Linked DNA regions of Homo sapiens: region 2 is linked to region 1. Evidence: chromatin loops called from intact Hi-C (ENCODE). Cell type or tissue: OCI-LY7. All regions are shown on one strand.

Region 1 (8,000 bases):
GTGACAGAGCAAGACTCTGTCTCAAAAAAAAAAAAAAAAAAAAATTAAACGACCAGGGAAATGGGAAGGCAAAGGAGCCTCACATTCATTGAGCACCCACTATACACCAGGCTTGATGCTTGTTTTATAAACATTATTGAAATCTACCTTCTCAGAAACCTTTGGAATAGCTGTGGCCTAGAGAGATGCAACAGCTTGGAGAAGATGGCACAGCAGAGGCCAGCACTGCAACATGAATCTAGAGCCCATGATTTTCCCACCCAGCCCCTACCTATAGAGGACCCAGGGCAGCATCTATGCTGAGCTTTGCCTATCCTGTGCTCCCCACCCTCCCGTCCACAGAAGCTCACACCGGCATCCCCTTGACCAGGAATGTAAACCATGTGTGGTCTTTTTGCATTAACTCAGATTTTCAACCCTGCATGCATCTTAGAACATCCAGGAGACAGTCTTCTAAAATACCAGTGAGTGGCAAGATATGAGTAAATTCCACAGGAAAAGGAAGGCAGTCCAAAGGGCTGTGCTTCTCCTGTGGCTCAGTGTTATTCATAGCTGTGACATCTTTTAAGAGAGGTTTACAAGAGGGAAATCCTGTCACCAAAACCATTGTGACCCACTTTGAATTTGGGGGGAATCTTCATTTGCAACAATAGAAGAACAAATTTGTTGCAATAGGAAATATTTTTGTAGCTTATGTAGGTTGTTCAGCCAAAACAGCATAATAATTTAAAAAGTTAAAAGATAGCCCAGGAGTTGTGGCTCATGCCTGTAATCCCAGCACTTTGGGAGGCTGAGGCAGGTGGTTACCTGAGGTCAGGAGTTCAGGACCAGGCTGGACAACATGCTGAAACCCTGTTTCTACTAAAAAATACAAAAATAAGCCAGGCGTGGTGGTGGGTGCCTGTAATCCCAGCTACTTGCGAGGCTGAGACAGGAGAATCACTTGAACCCAGGAGGCGGAGGTTGCAGTGAGCCAAGATCGCGCCACTACACTCCAGCCTGGGCAACAAGAGTGAAACTCTGTCTCAAAAAAAAAAAAGAAAAAGGTAAAAGATATCAATGATTGGGCTCCAGTCAGAATGTCTGGGGTGAGCCCAAGACATCAGTACGTATTTTTAATTGAGATAAAATTCATCATTTAACCATCATAAAATGTACAGTTCAGTGGTGTCTTAGCCCATTTTGTGCTACTGTAACAGAATGCCTGAGACTGGGTAACTTATAAAGAACAGAGATTTATAAAGAACAGAGATTTATAACTTATAAAGAACAGAGATTTCTTACCATTCTGGAGGCTGGGAAGTCTGAGGTCGAGGGGCCCCCATGTATCAAGGGCGTTTGTGCTACGTCATCCTGTGGCAGAAGGCAGAAGGGCAAGAGAGTGAGAGACAGCAGGAGGGGCTGAACTCAGCTTTTATCACAAACCCACTCCTGCAATAACAACATTAATCCATTCATGAGGCAGAGCCCTCGCGACCTGATCACCTCTTCAAGATCTCACCTGTCAACATTGCTGGATTAGGGATTAAGTTTCCAACACCTGAGCTCTGGGGGATGTATTCAAACCACAGTAAGTGGTATTTAGTATGTTTGCAATGTTGTACAGCCATCCCCACTGATTCCAGAATACTTCCATCATTCCCAAGAGAAGCCCCACACTGCCAAGTTCCCCATTCTCCCCAGCCCCGGGAAACCACCACTCTATGTTCCGTCTCTATGGATTTGCCTATTCTGGACATTTCGTGTAAATGGAATCACGTGGCCTTTTATGTCTGGGATAGTCGTACGTTTTAAAGCCCCTCAGATGTATCTAATACATATGCATCCAGGTTTGACAACCCTACACCCGGCCATTGGTTTTCAAACTTGAACTAGCACCAGAATCATCTGTAGGAACATAAAGAAACGATAAATGTTTGAGATGATGGATATGCTAAATACCATGATCTGATCACTGTACCTTGTAGGTATCAAAGCATCCCTACATACCTCATAAATATATATAACTATTATGTGTCAACTTAAAAACATTTGTTGAAAGAATCATCTGGAGGCCTTGTTAAAGCACAGATTGCTGGGTCCCACCTGTGGAGTTTCTGACGCAGTCGTCTTGCTTAGGTCCAGGAATCTGTATTTCTATCAGGTTCCCAGGTGATACTGACGCTGCCGTTCCAGGGAGCAGACTCTGAGGATCACCGCACTAGGCTAACAGCATTAAGAATCAGGGAAGCTGGCCAGACTCACGCTTGTAATCCCAGCACTTTGGGAGGCCGAGGCAGGCGGATTACTTGAGGTCAGGAGTTTGAGACCAGCCTGGCCAACATGGAGAAACCCTGTCTCTTCTAAAAATACAAAAATTAGCTGGCTGTCATGGTGCGCACCTATAATCTTAGCTACTCGGGAGGCTGATGCAGGAGAATCGCTTGAACCCAGGAGGCAGAGGCTGCAGTGAGCTGAGATCGTACCACTGCACTCCACCCTGGGTGACACAGCAAGACTCTGTTTAAAAAAAAAAAGAAAGAAAGAAAAAAGAAAAGAAAGAAAAAGAAAAAGTAAACTCTAGAAACTCCCTCTGTCTCTCTCTTGATTATCCAGGGCCTCCCTGACCCCTGCCAGCATCCACTCTGGCCAACCCTGATACAAACTCCACAGTAAGACCCTGAGAAAATACAGATCCACTCCCCCAAAACCAAAGCCCTTAGCCCAGCCAGAGAGAAAAATAAAATATCTCTTCCCTTCTTATATGGGTCATCAGGTCCATAACATACTCCTAATTTTCCTCATGGGAATTAAAAAGTATAAATTACTGCAGTGCAAATGATAAGCCCCCTAGGGTTATTGTAGCAGGAATGATTCATATACCCGGCAGTCTACCAGTTTCTCTAAGGGGTTAGCTGACTCCTAAGGTGTCATTTTAGGCTTCCAGGAGGGGAAGGATGTGACGTGGCTGACATGTTGTACGTGTACTCAGTACTTGCATCCTCTCCTTCCTCAGGCTGAACACCTGACAAGCCTTAACACCTTGCAAGGATTTTTTTCATTTGTTAGTTTGAAGATCAAAAGCCTTCGGGCCCAGAGGACAAAGCTATTTGGAAGTAGGAATGGTTCAGTGTTTATGTTGTGAAACAAATAACTGTGTGAACCTATGTGAGTTCCCACAAGGTCTCCCAGAACTACAATCTTTGGGGAGACTCAAACATACATCTAGAAATGACCCCTCTAGTCAGTTTGTCCAAAAGCCTTCCTAGAATCTGATATCAACCCATGGTGCCCTCTTGTGGCAACAGAAATGCTGCATTTGAATTACCGAAAGATCACTGTAGCCCAGCCAGAGAGTTTTGGTTGGGGAAATATTTTTTGTTTGTTTCGGGCAATGACCAGGAGCCCGTGATGTGCTACAGAAGGCTCACAGTGGCTTGTGAGAGCCAGCGGTTAAATTTTCGGGACTTCTGCAAACTGGTTTTTAAGCATAGCCATTATGGAAAATTAAAGTATTTAGGCTGGGAGCAGTAGCTCCTGCCTGTAATTCCTGCACTTCGGGAGACTAAGGTGAGAGGCTCGCTTGAGACCAGCCTGGGCAACAAAGTGAGACCTTGTCTCTACAAAAACATTTTAAACTTAGCTAGGCGAGGTGGCACATACCTGTAGTCCCAGCTACTGGTAAGGGCGAGGTGGGAGAATCCCTTGAGTCCAGCAGTTCAAGATTGCAGTGAGCTGTGACCATGCCACTGCACTGCAGCCTGGGTGACAGATTGAGACGCTGTCTCAAAAAAAAAAAAAAAAATTAAAATATTTAAATTTACAATTTAATAAATTATATTAAAAACAAAGGCAAGAATTACTTACAACTGATCACTTCCTAATTATTTGCTACCTTTTACTGTTATCTTTGTTCGCTGGGTGGTTTACATCTATTGTGTCCGCATGGTGGAAATACCGTTTGACGGTGGCTACCGCGCATCTCTTCCCAACCGCGTGATCAGTGATGTCACATTGCCAGCTGGAAGCTGTGTGTGGAGGGAGGATTGACACCAGGGAAGACAGGCAACCGTCATCAGAGAGCTGCTTGTTAAACATCACCAGCACACCTCTGCTTGGAGTCTTGTGCTATGGGAACTCTGTGCAAAGTAGGGAGTAATTAGAAATTCCCATGAGCCAAATAAGAACTGGGAAAAGGCTAAGACCGTATTGTCCAATACAGTAGCCACTAGCCACCTGTGGATACTTAAGTGTATTTAAACTCAAATAAATTAAATACAATTAAAAATTCAGTTCCTCGGTTGCACTAGCCACATTTCAAGCGTTCCCTAGCCACAGGTGTCTGTGTTATCGGACAGCACAACTGCAAAAGATTTCCATCATCTCAGAAAGTTCTATAGCACAGTGCTGGCTAGAAACCAAGTGCTTTACTGCATGCACATCATTTAGCACAGTTAGTTGCTGTTTATTATTCCTGTTCCACAGCTATTGTCTGCCATATAAAAACTTAGGCCAGGCACAGTGGCTCACACCTGTAATCCCAGCACTTTGGAAGGCCGAGGCAGGCAGATCACAAGGTCAGGAGTTCGAGACCAGCCTGGCCAACATAGCAAAACCCCATCTCTACTAAAAATACAAAAATTAGCCAGGCATGGTGGCGTGTGCACTGGTTTAGAGTGAGGACCACATTTTTTTGGTGCCGTGTTACACATATGACCGTGACTTTGTTACACCACTACAGGAGGAAGAGTAGAAGAACAATCTAGAAAACCAAAAGAACAAGAATTTCTTGGTAAGAAGCCGGGAACAGACAACAGAAGTCATGAAGCCCAAGTGAAATCAAAGGTGCTAAATGGTCGCCCAGGAGACATCCGTTGTGCTTGCCTGCGTTTTGGAAGCTCTGAAGTCACATCACAGGACACGGGGCAGTGGCAACCTTGTCTCTATGCCAGCTCAGTCCCATCAGAGAGCGAGCGCTACCCACTTCTAAATAGCAATTTCGCCGTTGAAGAGGAAGGGCAAAACCACTAGAACTCTCCATCTTATTTTCATGTATATGTGTTCATTAAAGCATGAATGGTATGGAACTCTCTCCACCCTATATGTAGTATAAAGAAAAGTAGGTTTACATTCATCTCATTCCAACTTCCCAGTTCAGGAGTCCCAAGGAAAGCCCCAGCACTAACGTAAATACACAACACACACACTCTACCCTATACAACTGGACATTGTCTGCGTGGTTCCTTTCTCAGCCGCTTCTGACTGCTGATTCTCCCGTTCACGTTGCCTAATAAACATCCTTCAAGAACTCTGGGCTGCTACCCAGAAATCATTTTACCCTTGGCTCAATCCTCTAAGCTAACCCCCTTCTACTGAGCCTTCAGTCTTGAATTTCTAAAAAACAGAGGCCATGGCAGAATAATCTTTGGGTAACTTCAAAACGGGGCAGCCAAACCCATGAGGCAATGTCAGGAACAGAAGGATGAATGAGGTCCCAGGCAGAGAATCATACTTAGCAAAGTTTTACCTGTGCGTTACTAATTGGCCTCTTTAAGAGTTAGTTTCTTTGGGATTGCTATGAATGATACCCTGAATTTGGCCTGCACTAATTTGATGTTTACAGGTGGACACACAAGGTGCAAATCAATGCGTACGTTTCCTGAGAAGTGTCTAAAAACACCAAAAAGGGATCCGTACATTCAATGTTTATGCAAGGAAGGAAAGAAAGAAGGAAGTGAAGAGGGAGAAGGGATGGAGGTCACACTGGTAGAACGTAACCACGGAAAAGAGCGCATCAGGCCTGGCACGGTGGCTCAGGCCTATAACCCCAGCTCCCTAGGAGACCAAGGCGGGAGCATCTCTTGAGGCCAGGAGTTTGAGACCAGCCTGGGCAGCATAGCAAGACACATCCCTACAAAAAATTAGAAATTGGCTGGATGTGGTGGCATACGCCTGTAGTCCTAGCCACTCAGGAGGCTGAGGCAGGAGGATTGCTTGAGCCCAGGAGTTCGAGGCTGCAGTCAGTCATGATGGCACCACTGCACTCCAGCCTGGGCAACAGAGCAAGATCCTGTCTTTAAGGAAAAAAAGACAAGATGAGCATACCAGCAGTCCTTGAACATTATCAAAAAGTTCAGCATATTAGAATCACCGGGAGGCCTTGTTAAAAGAGTTCGCTGGGCCCATCTTCAGAGTCTCTGAGTTGTTGGTCTGGAATAGAGCCAAATGTTTTGTGTGTCTAACAATTCCCAGGTGCTGTTGCTGCTGCTACTATTCCAGGAACACACTTTGAGAACCATTGTGTTATTGCTCTGCACGCCCACCCACTCTCAACTCCCACGAAAAAAATCAACTTCCAGAGCTAAGATTTCGGTGGAAGTCCTGGTTCCATATCTGGTGCAAGATCTCCCCTCACGAATCAGTTGAGTCAACATTCTAGCTCAACAACATCACACGATTAACATTAACGAAAATTATTCATTTGGGAAACTATCAGCCAGTTTTCACTTCTGAAGGGGCAGGAGAGTGTTATGAGAAATCACGGCAGTTTTCAGCAGGGTCCAGATTCAGATTAAATAACTATTTTCTGTCATTTCTGTGACCAACCACATACAAACAGACTCATCTGTGCACTCTCCCCCTCCCCCTTCAGGTATATGTTTTCTGAGTAAAGTTGAAAAGAATCTCAGACCAGAAAATATAGATATATATTTAAATCTTACTTGAGTAGAACTGATTACGACTTTTGGGTGTTGAGGGGTCTATAAGATCAAAACTTTTCCATGATAATACTAAGATGTTATCGACCATTTATCTGTCCTTCTCTCAAAAGTGTATGGTGGAATTTTCCAGAAGCTATGTGATACGTGATGATGTCATCACTCTGCTGTTAACATATAATAAATTTATTGCTATTGTTTATAAAAGAATAAATGATATTTTTTAAAAAGTCTTGGTTTTTATTATAAATATGATAAATATTGCTAGCTATAATCTACATAACCAAAAACCTTTATAGTTTTTTGGTGCTTTTTTTTTGTTTTTTTGTTTTTTTTTTTTTTGAGATGGAGTGTTGCTCCGTTGCCCAGGCTGGAGTGCAGTGCACAATCTCGGCTCACTGCAGCTTCTGCCTGCTGGGTTCAAGTGATTCTCTTGCCTCAGCCTCCCAAGTAGCTGGGACTACAGGCACCCACCACCAAGTCCAGCTAATTTTTGTATTTTTAGCAGAGACGGGGTTTCACCATGTTGGCCAGGCTGGTCTCGAACTCCTCACCTCAAGTGATCCACCCAACTCAGCCTCCCAAAGTGGTGGGATTACAGGCGTGAGCCACGGCACCCAGCCTGGTATCCTCTATAGTTTTTAATAGTTTTAAATAACATGCAAAGATCCTGTGAAATGGCCAACAAGCACATCAACATCACTGGTCATTTCAGAAATGCGAATCAAAACCACAATGAGATACTACTTCATACCCATTAAGATGACTTTAAGAAAAAGAATAGGAATGCTCACAGATGGCTGGTAGGAATGTCAAAATGTGCAGCCACTGTGCAAAACAGAGTCTGTTTTGGCAGTTCCTCAAAAAGCTAAACATAAATTTGTCCTATAACCCAGCAATTGTATTCCTAGGTACACACCCAAGAAAGACAAAAACGTGTCTAAATACAAACTTGTACACGACTCTTTATAACAGCATTATTCATACTCACCAAGAGGTAGAAACACCCAAATACCCAACAACAAAGGGATGGATAAAGGCCGGGCATGGTGGCTCATGCCTGTAATCCCAGCACTTTGGGATGCCAAGGTGGGCAGATCATTTGAGGCCAGGAGTTGGAGACCAGCCTGGCCAACATGGTGAAACCTCATCTCCACTGTCTCTACTAAAAATACAAAAAATTAGCTGGTCATAGTGGCGCGCATCTATAATCCCAGCTGCGTGGGAGGCTGAGGCACGAGAATCCCTTGAACCTGGGAGGCAGAGGTTGCAGTGAGCCAAGATGGTGCCACTGCACTCCAG
Region 2 (8,000 bases), 150 kb before region 1:
AAATTAGCAGGGCATGGTGGTGCATGCCTGTAATCCCAGCTACTCGGGAGGCTGAGACAGGAGAATTGCTTTAAACTGGGAGGCAGAGGTTTCGGTGAGCTGAGATCGCACCATTGCACTCTAGCCTAGGCAACAAGAGCCAAACTCTGTCTCAAATAAAAAAAAAAAAAAAAAAAAAGAAGAAGAAGGGCTAGGAGAAGTGGGAAAGGTGGACTGCAGTGGAATACTGTGACCACATTTGTTAAACTCAAAGTCATGATTATTCTTCTAGCAAGTCCAAGGGCACCTGGGCCCCTTGTTAAAGGGGCAATGGGCCGAAACAGGTGCTACTCAAGATCCGACTTGCGGTGAGATGGGAGGCTGCCTCCGTCTGAGAGAAGCCCTGGCATTCTCCTCTGACCAGCGACAATCTCCCTCTTCCCCTGAGGTAGACAATGACAAAGCTCAACAGGGCTGGGCAAACCCTCCAGTCCAAAGAAATCAATCAATACACAAACACTTTATTACTTCATGAATAACTGCAACATCATTGTTCACAAAGGAACCCATTCCACTAAAATAGATGCATTGAGTGGAAGGAGGAAGAGGCTCAGAAAAAAAAAAATACTAAGCCGGGCGGTGGCTCATGTCTGTAATCCCAGCACTTTGGGAGCCTAAGGCGGGTGGATCACTTGAGGTCAGTAGTTTGAGACCAACCTGGCCAAAATGACGAAACCCCATCTCTACCACGGTAGCTCACACCTTAATCCCAGCACTCTGGGAGACCGAGGCGGGCGGATCACCTGAGCTCAGGTGTTCGAGGCCAGCCTGGCCAACATGGAGAAAGCCTATCTCTACTAAAAATCACAAAAATTAGCTGGGCGTGGTGGCGGGGCACCTGTAATCCCAGCTACTGGGGAGGCTGAAGCAGGAGAATCGCTTGAACCCAGGAGGCGGAAGTTGCAGTGAGCCGGGATCGTGCCACTGCACTCCAGCCTGGATGACAGAGTGAGACTTCGTCTCAAAAAAAAAAAAAAAAAAAGTTGAGCCTGGTGATCCACGCCTGTAATCCCAGCTACTCACGAGGCTGAGGGAAGAGAATCGCTTGAACCCGGGAGGCAGAGGTTGCAGTGAGCGGAGATAGCACCACTGCACTTCAGTCTGGGCGACAGAGTGAGGTTCTGTCTCAAAAAAAAAAACAAAGACAAAGAAAAAAGAAAATAAAATACTGGGTACTAGGCTTATACCTAGGTGATGAAATAATCTACAACAAACGAGTTTACTTATATAACAAACCTGCACATGTACCTCTGAACTAAAACATTTACAAAAAAATAGACGCATCGAGAAAAGGCAAGGGCTTTGGAGTCTGGCAGATGAGAACTTGCATCTGAGCTCCACTATTCTCCCACTAACATAGGTAAACATCTGGCTCCTGCAAAGAACGCCAGACATGTTCATCCCTGCCGGCTCTGTGTAACTGACCTGAAATTCTCCACCTGGGAAAATCTGTTTTGTGCCCCCAGGGAGAAGGAAAGTCTAGCCTCTTCCTCATAAGGAAGTTGTGGGGAAAAGAGAGATCAGATTGTTACTGTGTCTATGCAGAAAAGGAAGACGCAAGAAACTCCATTTTGATCTATACTAAGAAAAATTGTTTCTGCTTTGAGATGCTGTTAACCTGTAACTGTAGCCCCAACCCTATGCTCACAGAAACATGTGCTGTATTGAATCAAGGTTTAATGGATTCAGGGCCGTGCAGGATGTGCCTTGTTAACAATATGTTTGCAGGCAGTATGCTTGGTAAAAGTCATCGCCATTCTCCATTCTCGATTAACCAGGGACACCATGCACTGCAGAAGGCTGCAGGGACCTCTGCCCAAGAAAGCCTGGGTATTGTCCAAGGTTTCCCCCCACTGAGACAGCCTGAGATATGGCCTCCTGGGAAGGGAAAGACCTGACCGTGCCCCAGCCAGACACCCGTAAAGGGTCTGTACTGAGAAGTAGTGAAAGAGAGGGGGCCTCTTTGCAGTTGAGATAAGAGGAAGCCTTCTGTCTCCTGCTCATCCCTGGGAATGGAATGTCTCGGTGTAAAGCAGACCAATCCCATTCGTTCTATTCTGAGATAGGAGAAAACCGCCCTGTGGCTGTAGGCGATATGCTGGCAGCAATACTGCTCTGTTACTCTTTGCTACACTGAGATGTCTGAGTAAAGGGAAACATAAACTTAGCCTATGTGCACATCAGGGCACAGTACCTTTCCTTGAACTTATTCATGATACAGATTCCTTTGCTCACATGTTTCCCTGCTGACCTTCTCCCCACCTGTTGCCCTGCTACACTCCCCTCGCCAAGATAGTAAAAATAATGATCAATACTGAGGGAACTCAGAGACGGCCACCAGTGCGGGTCCTTCGTATGCTGAGTGCCAGTCCCCTGGGCCCACTGTTCTTTATACTTTGTGTCTTATTTCTTTTCTCAGTATCTCCTCCCACCTGACGAGAAACACCCACAGGTGTGGAGGGGCTGGCCCCCTTCAGAAGTCTTTCAAATACTTCCAGACAGGGGTCAAGTGTGCCCAGTCCTGCCATGTCTGGGTTAAACATCCCCAATTCTTCAACCATGCCTCCTGTGACTTATTTCCTGACCCTTCACCCGCTCACTCACTCTCCCCAAATTCACCGCAGGCCCTGTTCATGAAGATTCGGATGGAGCCACAGACCCAACGCATACGAGGTCCTCAGGGAGTCTGTGTCCCACACTGGGGGCTAGGAGCGGTCCCCGGGTGCTCACTGGCGGCGCCTCCACCGCGGACCTGCCCCAGCCCCGCATCCACGCGCGGGGTGGGGTGGGCCGCCCACTTCTCCCGCGCCCTCAACCCACAGGGAAACGGGCTGCGCGCCCGGGCCGCCCCGCAGAGTCCAGATGCCTAAATCCCTCCTAGTCTGTTTCCTCATCTGCGGCCTGCACGCCCGCCGCAGCCACACCCAACGCCGGGACGCGCAAAAACACCTGCCGGGCCTATTTCCTCTCGGGTATTATTTACAGCCGCTCCCAGGCCTTCTCGGAAAACATCCTTTGCCGGAAACACAACCCCAGGTCCCCAGAGCGTAGGGGGCCCAGCGCCGGATCCACGCGGAGCTCACGAGCCGGACAGTCGCCGCAGAGCAGGCTGGGGCCGCGCGGCGCACGCCGGGAGGGCGCGCGACAGCACGTGAACGCGGCGTGCCGCACGGCCCGGGAAGGGCGGGGTGCGCGCTGACCGGCTCGTGCGCCGCAGGCAGCAGCCAATCCGCGCGGACCACCCCCAGGCCCCGCCCCCGCCGGTCCCGCCACGCCCCCGTCGGGCCCGCAGCTGCTCCCGGGGCCCGGGACCCAGCTGGCTTAGGCGCCCGAGGTGCACCTGGGAGGAAGCAGGCGCGGGGTGCAATGGAGGGTGGAGGCGCGCACCGTGCCCAGAGCGGGGCTCCCGGGAGCTGATGTCCCGTCTGGCCCCCCTACCTCCCAGCTGGGTCCCCACCTACCCGCCCTGTCTTACCGCCCTCAGCACAGGGACCTGCCTCTGTCCCCACGACGCCAGGCTCCAGGTGTATCTAGGACTAAAGAGTTGACATCCAGTCTATATAGGGTTGTGGGGGGTTACCTTAAAAGTTCCTTTTTGTTATTAAAAAAAGTAATATACACTTGTGCAGTGATTGAGAACAATAGAGGGAGGGAACATAAAATATTCGTGATGGAGTTCCCTTCCAGACTTCCCGTCTCTGGAGATATTTTCTTAAGCCCCAGGAGGCTTGGTCTTGGCCCCCACCTCTGCATTGAATGTCTGATCTCCCTCAACTCGGTGTCATCACACATGGGATAGGGGTCAGAGGTTATCACGAGGAATTTTATGTTGCTAATGAGTACAGCCAGTAGCAAAGGAGATTCAAGATGAAGACAACATTCCTGGGGAAAACACAGAAAGCAAATGAAAGATACAATTATGGGACGGGGGAAGGAGAGGAAGAACTCTGTGCTGCTGGACTGGAATAACTGATCCGTTTGAATTTACAATTTTAAAATGTTTCCCAGCTCCATCCATGAAAAACGCCCTGGAAACACGGACACTCCGGTAGCAAGAAGAGGCACACAAAAGCCCAGATCCAGCCTTCTAAGGACCATCCTCCACTGAAAGTACCCAGGGATCCTTGGAGGAGTGGCTGCTCCCAAGGCCGAGACTGGGAAGGACACAAGGAGCCTGGAACAGGAGTTAAGACAGAGCTCAAAAGCTGAAGGGGGCGTGTCAAGGACACAGCAGCCAGCCTGAAAGGGTTCTCACCCAAACTGGGAGTGGCTTGAGCATCAATTGAGTATGTCAGGAATGGATTCTAACACATGCAGTCATAATTTTAAAAATCCCGGAGTCCACATTGGTACTATTACTACTATTAATAATGATGATGAAATTAAAGCTAGTAAAAGGGAGGATGGGCAGGAAAGAGCTTCTTTACAAAAGAATGCCAACTAATAAATGTGGAAAGAATGACAAAAATGGTAAATAGCCATTTTACGGACACTCTGATAAGTGTTTCACTCAAGAATCATCAATAGATGCTAAAGCTATGAAATAAAAGATTATTCCTTGTATATACACACCCCAAAGAATTGAAAGCAAGGTTTCAAAGAGATGTTTGTAGACCCATGTTCGCAGCAGCATTATTGACAACAGCCAGAAGGTAGAGTAATCCATGTGTCCAACAACAGATGAATGGATACACAAAATGTGACTAAACACACAGAACATTACTCCGCCTCCAAAAAGATGGAAATTCTGACCCATGCTACAACGTGGATGAGCCGTGAGCACTTGATGCTAAGTGAAATAGGCCAGGCACAAACAGACAAATGTTGTAAGATTCCACTCACATGAGTTCCCTAGAATAGTCAGATTCAGAGACAGAAAGAATGGTGGCTGCCAGGAGCTGGGGATTGTGAAGAATGAGAGTTATTGTTTAATGGGTGCAGAGTTTCAGTCTTGCAGGATGAAAAAGTTCTAGAGATGGTTGGTGGTGATGGTTGTACAACACTGAATATATTTAACACCACTGAGCTGTATACTTAAAAATGTTGAAGATGGTAAATTATAAGTGTATTTACCACAATTAAAAATGTTTACATTAGAAATTAAAGGCCACCCTGGGCAACATAGTGAAACCCTGTTTCTACAAAATTAAAAATTAAAAAATTAGCCAGGCATGGTGGCACCCTCCTGTAATCCCACCCACTCGGGAGGCTGAGGTGGGAGGATCGCTTGAGCCCAGGAATTCTAGACAACAGCAAGTCCTGATGGCACCACTGCACTCCAGCCTGGGTGACAAAGTGAGATTCTCTCTCTCTCTCTCTCTCTATATATATATATGTGTGTGTGTGTATATATATGTGTGTGTGTATATATATATGTGTGTGTGTATATATATACATATGTGTGTATATATATACATATGTGTGTATATATCTATGACTCAAGGACATGACAAAATGAAATAAAATAATTTTTTAAATTTTTTATAAAGATTATTGGGAACAGGATATTTTATTCACACTTTGTGAGTGACTGCAAAGGATCCCTCCACAGATAACTTTTTAGTTACAAATGGGAAAAGTTACCTTTACAAATGATCCAAACAAATGGGATCCTCATATTGCTGGTAAAGAGTCACCCTATCACTGCTCCAGGCAGGGGGAACTTGCAGAGGCCCTGAGTCGTAAGTCTTGAGTGTTTGAGCAACAGAAAGAAGAGGCCAAATGAGGTCAGGCGCCGTGGCTCACACCTGTAATTCCAGCACTTTGGGAGGACAAGGCAGGTGAACCATCTGAGGTCAGGAGTTCAAGACCAGCCTGCCCAACATGGTGAAACCCCGTCTCTACTAAAAATACAAAAAGTAGCTGGGCATGGTGGCAGGCACCTGTAGTCCCAGCTACTCGGGAGTCTGAGGCAGGAGAATTGCTTGAACCCGAGAAGCGGAGGTTGCAGTGAGCCAAGATCACACCATTCCACTCCAGCCTGGGCTTCAAGAGTGAAACTCTATCTCAAAAAAATAAAAAAATAAATTAAAAAAATTTAAAAAAAGGCCAAATGCATCAAGGTTGGGAGATGACTGGAGAAGTGACCTGTCATTTCTCTTTTAACTTCTCATTTTGACGTAATTTCAAATTTAGAAAATTTTTAAGTAGTACAAAGAATCTCCATATATCTTCACTAGTTATTAACATTTTACCATATTTACCATATTTGCTTCATCCTCTTTTTTTTTTTTTTTTTTTTTGAGACAGAGTCTTGCTCTTGTCGCCCAGGCTGGAATGCAATGGCGAGATCTCAGCTCACTGCAGCCTCCACCTCCCGGGTTCAAGCAATTCTCCTGCCTCAGCCTCCTGAGTAGCTGGGATTACAGGTGCGTGCCACCATGCCCAGCTAATTTTTTTGTATTTTTAGTATACAGTGTTTCACTGTGTTTGCCAGGCTGGTCTCGAACTCCTGACTTCAGGTCATCTGCCTGCCTCAGCCTCCCAAAGTGCTGGGATTACAGGCGTGAGCCACCGCACCCAGGAAACTGCTGATCTTGTAACAGGTCAAAAGGGAACTCTTCATTCTTTCTTGCTTTCTGGACCTCAGGTAGAGAGGGTGGGAGCAATCACAGTCCTCGCCTCATCTCAGGCTCTCATCACTGATCCCTGAATGGCCCTCTTTTGTATTTGTTTGTTTAATATAACAGACAACTATGACCCCATCAGCCAATTGACATCTCAATTATTGACATTAAGTGACATGTATTTGTATATTCCCCCATCCTCTGCTTCTGCCTCCCTTCAAATGGAAGTAACCATTATCCTGAATCTTGTAAAAATACATAGTTTTATTATGTATATATTCCTAAAAAGCATTGTTTAGTTTTAGTTGTTTTAATTTTATTTTAAAAAGTATCGTAGGCCGGGCATGGTAGCTCATGCCTGTAATCTCAGCACTTTGAGAGGCTCAGGCGGGAGGATTGCTTGAGTCTAGGAGTTCAAGACCAGCCTGGGCAAGATGGCAAGACCTCGTCTCTATTAAAAAAAAAAACAATAGCCAGGCATGGTGGCACACACCTAAAGTCATAGCAACTGGGGAGGCTGAGGTGGGGGGATTGCTTGAGCCTGGCAGGTCAAAGCTGCAGTGAGTCACTGCACTCCAGCCTAGGTGACAATCCGAGACCCTGTTTCAATAAGTAAATAAATAAAAAGTACCTTACCATATGTAATGATTTTGATGTTTTTGGTTTTTGGTTTTTTGGTGTTTTGTTTTTTTTTTTTTTCCTCAGACGGAGTTTCACTCTTGTTGCCCAGGCTGGAGTGCAATGGTGTAATCTCGGCTCACCGCAACCTCCTCCTCCCGGGTTCAAGCGATTCTCCTGTCTCAGCCTCCCGGGTAACTGGGATTACAGGCATGCACCACCACACCCAGCTAATTTTTTTGTATTTTTAGTAGAGACGGGTTTCTTGACAGCTGGTCTCAAACTCCCCATCTCAGGTGATCCCCCCGCCTCAGCCTCCCAAAGTGCTGGGATTACAGGTGTGAGCCACCATGCCTGGTGCTTTTTTTTGTTTTTTTTAATTAAGACAGAGTCTCGCTCTGTTACCCAGGTTGGAGTGCAGTGGCGCGATCTCCTCTCACTGCAACCTCCACCTCCCTTGTTCAAGCGATTCTCCCTTCTCAGCCTCCCAAGTAGCTGGGATTACAGGTGCCCACCGCCACGCCTGGCTAATTTTTGTATTTCTAGTAGAAACAGGGTTTCACCATGTTGGGCAGGCTGATCTCGAACTCCTGACCTCAAGGGATCTGCCTACCTCCGTCTCTCAAAGTGCTGGGATTACAAGTGAGAGCCACAGCGCCTGGCCTGTTTTGGGATTTTTTAATAGTCATCAACAATATTGAGAGTTGCTGTCTATTTGAGTGTAGCTTATTTATAATATTGCCTTGTGTGAATATACTAAGAATAATTTATCCTCCT

Evidence for each region. Hi-C counts contacts between places; a loop is a spot of excess contacts. Peaks named below come from ENCODE experiments on the same cell type or tissue, not always from the same donor. Only the 100,000 strongest peaks of a DNase experiment are listed, where the experiment ranks them.
Region 2: a loop joins it to region 1, with 2.7 times the contacts of the local background. A loop is called at or near these places in 3 of 110 quality-filtered maps.

What each region holds. Positions count from the first base shown.
Region 1 is chr10:6,009,617-6,017,616 of GRCh38, reverse strand. It overlaps IL2RA (interleukin 2 receptor subunit alpha), which reads left to right. Exons shown (of 8, transcript NM_000417.3): 8 at 4,721-6,928. The coding sequence ends at 4,745. It overlaps LOC124902368 (a long non-coding RNA gene), which reads right to left and starts at 2,159. Exons shown (of 3, transcript XR_007062042.1): 1 at 2,086-2,159; 2 at 1,285-1,353. It overlaps LOC124902573 (small nucleolar RNA SNORA14), which reads left to right and starts at 423; the gene lies at 423-563. In OCI-LY7, a CTCF peak has its summit at 3,273 (motif pointing left); DNase peaks (open chromatin) are centred at 2,986 and 3,266; H3K4me3 peaks cover 625 bases; H3K27ac peaks cover 1,138 bases.
Region 2 is chr10:6,159,000-6,166,999 of GRCh38, reverse strand. It overlaps a transcript of PFKFB3 not described here. Among named protein-coding and RNA genes, the nearest start is that of MIR3155B, 11 kb to the right of the region's middle. RefSeq lists enhancers at 359-858, 2,578-2,687 and a silencer at 3,098-3,577. In OCI-LY7, no CTCF peak of the experiment used is centred here; a DNase peak (open chromatin) is centred at 3,219; H3K4me3 peaks cover 2,852 bases; H3K27ac peaks cover 2,133 bases.